Regions from separate parts of the Homo sapiens genome. Here all the other regions are linked to region 2. Evidence: chromatin contacts called from ENCODE Hi-C or POLR2A ChIA-PET data. All regions are on one chromosome and are shown on one strand. Each heading gives the region's core, a stretch centred on a gene start or an enhancer-like site at or near the end of the contact. The rest is flanking DNA. Distances are from core to core; before and after follow the strand shown. Region 1 holds the start of TPSG1 (tryptase gamma 1). Region 2 holds the start of CLCN7 (chloride voltage-gated channel 7). Region 3 holds the start of BAIAP3 (BAI1 associated protein 3).

Region 1 (2,700 bases), core at 1-2,500, 250 kb after region 2:
CGTGTGGAGCACTCTGCGGGGAGTGGCGTGCTGGGGCACAGGCAGAAAGACGGGGTCCCCAGTGCTGCAGGTGAATTGAGTTGGGACAGGTGAGGGCCCTGAAGTCCCCACCTGTGGGGACCTGGGGACAGCCCTAGAGGTCAGGACTAGAGGACCTGGTTCCATGAAGACCCTGCCCCTCAGGCTCCCTCCCCACTGGGTGACATCGCCCTGTTAGGGGCACCCTGGGCCGGGGACTCGTGGCTCAGACCCCGCTCCCTTGTGTGGGGTGGGACTGTCCTGCCTCCCCTGAGGCGCCCCCTCCAGGTGTGCGGCTGCCGTGAGGGAGGAGGGTGCCCGGCCGTGGGTGCACTGCTGGCCCCGCATGCTGGTGTTGTCCTTATTGGTCACCAGGAAAAACACTGAACCTCCAGTTCTGAGCCTTGGCTACCCCACGTGCTGGCGTGCAGGCGGCCACGTCTGTGCCTGGGAGGCCACATCCTGGTGGGTGGTCAGGCAACTCCCCCCAACCCGTGGCTGAGTTTCCCCACATCAAAGAGGGGATCCCTGACCTAGAAGGTCTCAGCTGGACCCTCCAGCCTGGCCTGTGATTTGGATCTGGGGAGGGCGGCAGGAAAGTCCCGGGCGCTGCCCAGGGCCCCTAATCAGCTGAGTCATCAGGCTGGGGCAGCCAGGACGGTTAGGAAGGGCCAACCCAGGCTGGGCCGTGAAGTGGTGCCCATCTGATCTGCCGCACGAGCACAGGACCTGCTGCCGGACGTGGGGACAGGGACTTCTCAAAGAGTGGTTGTCACGAGGGCCTGAGCTGTCTCCAAAGGGCTGCTGGGCCTTGAGTTGGGACCCTCCTGAAGAACCCCCAGGACTGGGCTCCCAGAGGATGAAGGAGAGGGGGTGGCGTGCCCCGAGGGAACCAGGGAGTAATTTTTGGAGGGGGCGGCACTCAGAGGAACACTCACCCCTCCCTCAGCCCTGGCCCCGGAGCAGAGACAAGGTGAGAAGTACTTTTGCCTTCTGTCCTTCCCCGCTTTCCCTTGACGGAGCCGGCCACTTGGTGCCAGGGCTGTGGCGTCCACACAGGGATAAATGGAGGTGACGACCCTTCTCTGAGGTGCAGAAGGAACAGGTGGGGCCGTCTGTGGAGCTCCGGCCTCCTCCTCCGTCCTCCCGCCCTGCCTGACAGCAGGTGTGTGGCCACCCCTATCCCCCACGCCCAGCAGGTCCAAGGGTCAGGCTGGCCCTCCTTCTCCCTACAGTGGGCAGACACCATGGCCCTTGGGGCCTGTGGCCTCCTGCTGCTCCTGGCTGTGCCCGGTGGGTGACCTGGCCTGGGTGTGGGGATGGGGGGGCATCTGCTTCCTGCCTGGACCCCTGATGGGGGTGAAACTGGGGGCTGGTCTGAGACGGAGAAACATGCTGAGTCCCCACCCTGTGGGGCCCCGTGTCTCCTCTGAAGAGACTGCACCCCTGGCTGGAGGCCCAGCTGTCCGTGCTGGGGAGAGGCAGGAGGGATGTGCGGGTGGGAGTTGGGGGTGCAGGAGTTGGCAGGGCGGGTGGTAGTTGGGGGTGCGGGTGGGAGTTGGGGGTGCCAGGAGTCCCAGGCCCTAGAACACTGGTGATTTCTTTCCTGAGCAGGACCTGGAGGGCGGGGAGGAGGCCCAGGCCTGAGGCCAAGCTCCCGGCCTCCAGCTGCCGTTTATGGCCTGTGGCTTGTCCCACCCAGCCCTGGGCCAGTGAGACAGCAGTTGACCCAGCCTCACCAGGCCGGGCCCCTCTGCTCAGGACCAGGCCCCACCCCAGTGCCGCCCTGAGGCCTGGCAGGGGCCTCTGGAGCCCGCACACCCCTCTCCTTGGCAGCCCCCTCCATCCTGGGCCCTTCGTCTTTCCCACAGGTGTGTCCCTCAGGACTTTGCAGCCAGGTACGTCTCTGACAGGTGTGGGGTGTGGGGGAGGGTGCAGGCAAGGCCTGGCAGGAGGGCCTCGGTGACCCTCTCCTTCCCTGGGGTCCCAATGGGGGCCCGGGGAGGTCATAGTTTGTCGCCGTGGTTTCTGCTCGCATCTCTCGGTTGAGTGGGGCTGGTCGGGGTGTGCTGCAGGGCTGTCTCCCCCACCACCACTGTAGTCAGTCTGTACCTTGGGAGATGCTCTGAGGCCATGAAACAACCTGGCCCTCCTCGAACTTTCTCCCCACAGCGTCCCCACCGTGGCCCTGGAACCAGCTGGGGGCTTTGCCGTGTGGGAGAGCCGGTGCCCCACCCCACACCCGCTGCCTATCTATAAACATCTCTGTCTGTCTACATCCCAGCTTCCCTTCCATTCAGCCCAGTGGCCACACTCCATCACCAGCACAATTATCCAGCTCAGGCAGACCCAGGTGTGGCCAGTGGGTCTCCAGCTGACTTCCTCTTAATTTCTTCTTAACTTACTGAGGTGAAGTTTACAGAAGATAAAGTTACATTATCAAGCGTCCAATTCAGAGGCCCCGAGCACCTTGGACAGTGCTGTCTGCCCCCCGCCCCCCGAATTTTATCCAGCTTCGAATATCTCCACCACCCCTGAAGGAAAACCGGGGCCCACTAGGCAGCCACCCCCAGCACCCCGGGCCTTCTCGGGGGCTCCACCGTTCTGAGCCCCTTTCTAGCCGCCTAGGGGCCCTCTGCAGCCTTTCCACCGCCTCCGGGAGCCCTGGTTAGTTTGTGGAGC
Region 2 (2,700 bases), core at 26-2,525:
TGGCTAACACAGTGAAACCCCATCTGTACTAAAAATACAAAAAATTAGCCGGCCATGGTGACGGGCGCCTGTAGTCCCGGCTACTCGGGAGGCTGAGGCATGAACCCGGGAGGCAGTGAGCCGAGATTGGGCCACTGCACTCCAACCTGGGCGACAGAGTGAGACTCCGTCTCAATAATAAAAATATCGACCTTTTAAAAGGAAGAGGATGAGGCACAAAATATAAAGAGTTTACTCTAGAGGCTAACGTGGAAGGATCACTTGAGGTCAGAAGTTTGAGAACAGCCTGGGCAACACACTGTGAGCTCCACAGCAAAAATTAGCCGGGTGTGGTGGTGCAGGCCTGTGGTCCCTGTTACTCCAGAGGCTGAGGCGGGAGGATGGCTTGAGTCCAGGAGGTCAAGGCTGCACTGAGCTGTGACCGCACCACCGCACTCCAGCCTGGGCGACAGAAGGAGACCCTGTCTCAAAATAAATAAATAAATGACCCAGAAGGTGGGGACAGGGTGGGGGCTGATGTAAAGCTGTCAAGAATTCTCTTTGGTTTATGGAAATACCATTGATTAGTGATGGGCTGTGCCCTGGTGCGGGTACAGGGTCCGGGCGGCTATTTGGCTAATTCACAGCTATCTGCGTAGTAGCCGGCAGTTTCCAGAGGCGACCCTCCTGTACTGTCTCTGGGGCCTGATCGTTGAAGAGGACTCGCCTTCTGTTCTTTTCTCATTAGGCGGGAGGACCCTCTGGGGCTGCCTGGAGGAAGCCTCCACTCCGACCCTCGCCCGAGTGCCTACTGCGAGGGCGGATGCATGCTTCGGGACTTCTAATTTCATCCTTCACGTCTTTAGCCGCCGCCTATGGCAAGGAAAGGCCTGCCCTCGCCCCTGCCTCCCTCCTCCCTTCCCCACCGCGGCTCCGTCACGATCGGCGCGGGCGACCGGGCCTGGGGGAGCCCCTCCAGCCGGCTCCTGCCCTCAGGCCCCGGGCGCTTCCCTCGCCCCGACTCCCGGGCCCGAGGTCCCGGGGGCGGCCATTCGCCTCCCAAGCACTCGGCGCTCAGCCCAACGGGGCCGCCTTTGCAGTCGCGTGGGCAGAACGGGGTCCTCAGGGCCGCGGCGATTCTCTAGGGCGGGCGGCGCCACGACCCGCCGGGAGCGCGGCTCCCAGGAGCCCCCGCGCGACCGGGCCTCGGTGGTTGCCGTTGCAGGTCACATGGTCGCCGTCGCTCATCACGTGGCCCCGTCGCGCGTCACGTGGCCGCCGGCGCGGGTCACGAGAACAAACACGGGGGCAGCCGGCGCTTCCCGGCCGGTGTCGCTCCGCGGCGGGCCATGGCCAACGTCTCTAAGAAGGTGTCCTGGTCCGGCCGGGACCGGGACGACGAGGAGGCGGCGCCGCTGCTGCGGAGGACGGCGCGGCCCGGCGGGGGGACGCCGCTGCTGAACGGGGCTGGGCCTGGGGCTGCGCGCCAGGTGAGGCCGGGCAGGGCGCAGGCGGGGAAACTGAGCCCTCGTGCGCCCCGCAGCCCGCGCCCTCGTGAGCCTTCTGGCGGCGCCGCGTGTCTCGGTCCTGGAGGCGACCGAGGCGCGGTGGACTCGGGAACGCGCCCCGGGGCTCCTCGGCGGGGCCGGGCTGGCGGGGGCGCCTGGGGTCTGGAGTCTTCGGAGGCCGCGCCGGGCTCGGTGGCCGGGAGGGCTGCGTGGGCGAGGCGGAGCTCGCCAGACCCCGCGGAATGTGGGGCGCTGAGGGGCGCCGGGGCAGCCGTGGCGCACGTTCATTCCCTCCGGTGTCCCCCAGACTGGCCCTAAAGGGGTGCAAGTGGCTTTCTGTTCAGGTGACTTTTAAAAATTGTCATCCTACACGAGCAACTAATTTTGTTTGCGTTTTTGACCCCCTGGGAGATGGAAACAGTTAAGATTGCAGCCGGGTCACTGTCTTTCAGTGAGAATGACTGAGCGCCTTTATCTGCCATCTTTCTGTGTGGGGATCAGTCCCGACTTTCAGGTGATCTTGGGAGTGACGAGTATTTGTACTCAGTCTCCCTTCGCACCGAGTTGAATTTGCAATGTGCAGGCAAACACAATAAGCAGCAAGTCAGAGGTTGGAATGCGTTCCGCATGTCACCCTGCAGCGTGCGTCTGAGCAGTGTTAAGGTCTGGAGAACCGTTGCGGGTACATTTGTTTCCCTGTCTGTGTATTGTCTTAATATTTTTTTTTTTTTGAGACGGAGTTTCACTGTAGTTGCCCAGGCTGGAGTGCAATGGCGCGATCTCGGCTCACTGCAACCCCCACCTCCCGAGTTTAAGTGACTCTCCTGCCTCAGCCTCCTGAGTAGCTGGAATTACAGGCGTGCGCCACCGCGCCCGGCTAATTTTGTATTTTTAGTAGAGACGGGGTTCCTCCGTGTTGGTCAGGCTGGCCTCGAACTCCCGACCTCACGTGATCCCCCGCACCTCAGCCTCCCAAAGTGCTGGGATTACAGGCGTGAGCCACTGCGCCTGGCCGTATTGTGTTACTTTTGAGTTAATGGACCGTTTTGTTGATGGGTCTTAATCTGCTTTGCAGTTATTCTTTACATTTTCTCTTGTCTAGTCCTTTAAACACTTGTCTTGTGCTTAAAGATTAGGAAGGACGGCAGGGCACGGTGGCTCACATCTGTAATCCCAGCACTTTGGGAGGCCGAGGCGGGTGGATCATGAGGTC
Region 3 (2,700 bases), core at 199-2,698, 140 kb after region 2:
TGGGGGCTCAGGGTTGGGGGCAGTGAGGCAGCTGAGTCTGGGGGCAGCGGAGCAGAGGCTGGGTCAGCCTTCCTCCCCAGTGCAGGCTGTCTAGGAACAAACGCCTTCAACGTGTTGGGGGCGCCCTTCTTACCACATTTGGGGCAGGGGGTTAGCTGATGGTGCCCTGGGTGTGTGCCTGGGGCGGGAGGTGGCAGGACATCTGCCCCACAGGCTGGCTCTCCACGCTGCCCTCTTGGTCTTCTCTCCAGCTTCCCTGCTCTTCCTCCCTCAGCCCCCCGACTCCCCTTCACCAGGCCCTGGGGGTTTCCCGCAGGAATCTCTCCCTGGTCTCACCGACTCCTCCAGATGGCCCCTGCGAAGCCGATGGCGGTGCCCAGGTGCAGGTCACCTGGCGGGCCCGCTGCAAACGCTGCTCCCCGGGGTCTCATTCCAGTCGAACCCCGGGAATCTGCATTCTAACAAGCGCTGCCGGTGGCCTTGGGCTCCCCGAAGCCTCAGACGGCTGCCAAGGTCCAGCCGCTGGCGCCCAGCAGGAGCGCAGGAGACCGGAGCCCGAGGCGCCTTCTTCCTCCCCTCGCCCGTGTCTGCGCAGCGCTCCCTCCTCCCTCTGCTCACCGACCCCCTCCCTGCCCCGCCTCGCGGCACCCCCTTTCCCGGGGCCCCGGGCGCCCGCAGGAGCCACACCCCCAGTTCTATGGGGGTCTCTCCCCTCGGAGGGGGCGGGCGGTCCGGGGTGAGTCTGGGGGCGGGTCTAGTGTGTCACTTTAAACTCCTCCCCCGGAGACCCCGGCCCAGGCAAGAGCCCACAGCCCTTTGCCGAGTGGGGCTGAAGGAGGGGCCGCTTTGCACTCGCAGGGATTTCGGGGGGACTAAAGGGCCTTACGAGGACCTGCGGGAGGAGGGAAGGGACGAGGACGCTGGGGGGTGCAGCCCGCCCGGGAGGGGTGCTGGGAGGCCCCGGGCCCGTCTGCTCCCCCGGGGAGGGAGGCGCGGGGGTCGAAGCCTCGCTTGGCGGCTCAAGTGCGGGGGAGGCCGTCGCCAGCGCCCGGATACCCTCCCCGTCCGCTCCGCAGTGCGGACCCCACCGCCGCACCCTCTCCTGCGCGTTCGGAGGGGAAATGCCCCCGAGACCCCGCCCCTCCAAGCATGCGCGGCCTCAGTTTCCCCAGGGCCGAGGGGACGTCGAGACCTTCCCACCGCCCCCCGCCTCGGAGGCCACCCCCGTGCCTCCTGGGGGACCCGGACCAAGGGGGCGGCGGCCGTCGGTCCGTCCGGGTTGGGGCGCGGGGCCGAGCCCAGACGGCGGCCCAACAGCACTGGCCGCAGCCCGCGGCACTTACCGTGGGCCGGCGCGGGGATGGGGGGGCTCCTGGGGCGCTGCGCTCGGCACCAGCTCGGGGACGCCGAGGCACAGCTACCGCTCCCAGCCGCGCGCGCCGACGACTGAGCAACTGCTGGGCGGACGCCGCTGCGGGGGCGGGGTCTGACTGGGGGCGGGGCCGGGCCTGACCGGGGCGGGGCCTGACCGCGCTCGCCCCGCCCCCCGCGTCCACGGCGCCTTAGGGGACCCGGCCGGGGTCTCCGTGCCTTGAGCCGGGCCGGAGCCCCCTCCCCCGGGATGCGGGGCTGTGAGTCAACCCACAGGTGGCTGCGGGACGGGGAGCGGGCTTGGCTGCCTCGGGACCCCGCCTGGCCGCGCGCGCCCTCCCCGTGGCGCGTGGGGTCTAGAAGGGGGTGGTCGGCGGGGTCTCCTCCGCGGACCCCAGGGAAGCCACGGTCACGAAGACCAGCAGCGGTGCAGACCTTTCTGGAAGGGCCTGACTCAGGGACACCTCGCGGGCCCCGCCGCTCTCTTCTCGGGGCGGGGATGCGTCCTGCAGGGATCCACTCGGGACGCCCCACGCCCACGCGGACGGTCTGTGGGGCGATCGTCCCTGGGGCTCTGGTGAGGGCCCAGTTGGCGCTTGTGGGGTCACAGCCGGCCAGAGCCCCCGGAGCCCCTGGGGTCTGCACTGGACCCCGCCAGCCCCTCCCGGGTGGCTCCCCGCTCTTCCTCCGCTGCGCTGTCCTGGAACCCCAGCGGGCCCGCGGTCTCCTGCAGGGTTTGTTAAGGCATTGATGGGTCCTGTCCCCAACCCGCTGGTCCCGAAGTCTGGGTGGGGGCGCGATCTGCGTTTTTTCCCTTTTTTTTTCAGACAGAGTCTCGAAAAAGCTCTCAAAAATAGCTCTCAACCAGGTTGGAGCGCAGTGGCACCATCTCCACTCGCTGCAACCTCGAACTCTCCGGCTCAAGTGGTCCTCCCGCTTCAGCCTCCCCAGTAGCTGGGACCACCCGCCGGCTAATGTTTTTTGGTTTCTTTTGTGGAGATGGGGGTCTCCCTATGTTGCCCAGGCTGGTCTCAAACTCCCAGGCTCAAGGGATCCCCCTTCCCCGGCCTCCTAAGGCGCTGAGATCACAGGTGTGGTCCCCACGCCAGCCAGCGCCTGCACTTCCCAGCTCCAGTCTGCTGCCGCCAGTCCAGGGACCACACTTTGAGAAGTCCGTGCTAAGCATGGTCCTGTCGGGGGCCTGAGGCTCTCAGACTTGCCGAGGGCGCAGCGGCCCCCCGGTCGCACCTGCCCTTGGTCGAATACAGCTGGACACTCGCAGCCCTTTGGGGACAAGGGGTGGGGGGTGGTCAGACTTTGGAGTTTTCA

What was found. A loop is a pair of places that touch in the nucleus more often than their neighbours do. ChIA-PET counts read pairs that join two places held with the same protein, here RNA polymerase II (POLR2A). Pooled maps may share reads with other maps.
Region 1: POLR2A ChIA-PET joins it to region 2 with 14 read pairs in H1. The contact joins the promoter of TPSG1 here to the promoter of CLCN7 in region 2. POLR2A ChIA-PET finds 5 or more read pairs at or near these places in 2 of 52 experiments (H1 and HCT116).
Region 3: a loop to region 2 is called in a pooled map, with 3 times the contacts of the local background. The contact joins the promoter of BAIAP3 here to the promoter of CLCN7 in region 2. A Hi-C loop is called at or near these places in 1 of 168 maps with a recorded cell type or tissue (thyroid gland) and 6 of 50 pooled maps. POLR2A ChIA-PET finds 5 or more read pairs at or near these places in 1 of 52 experiments (WTC11).

Annotation. Positions count from the first base shown.
Region 1 is chr16:1,223,818-1,226,517 of GRCh38, reverse strand. TPSG1 (tryptase gamma 1) reads left to right here and starts at 1,250. Exons shown (of 6, transcript NM_012467.4): 1 at 1,250-1,311; 2 at 1,890-1,916. The coding sequence starts at 1,266. LOC124903621 reads right to left here and starts at 1,267. Exons shown (of 2, transcript XM_047434997.1): 1 at 957-1,267; 2 at 1-64. The coding sequence starts at 1,267. RefSeq lists a silencer at 2,212-2,398.
Region 2 is chr16:1,473,603-1,476,302 of GRCh38, reverse strand. CLCN7 (chloride voltage-gated channel 7) reads left to right here and starts at 1,275. Exons shown (of 25, transcript NM_001287.6): 1 at 1,275-1,469. The coding sequence starts at 1,329. RefSeq lists silencers at 853-1,202, 1,323-1,532 and an enhancer at 772-1,315.
Region 3 is chr16:1,332,393-1,335,092 of GRCh38, reverse strand. It overlaps BAIAP3 (BAI1 associated protein 3), which reads right to left and starts at 1,448. Exons shown (of 34, transcript NM_001199097.2): 1 at 1,344-1,448. RefSeq lists silencers at 1,399-1,558, 2,294-2,494.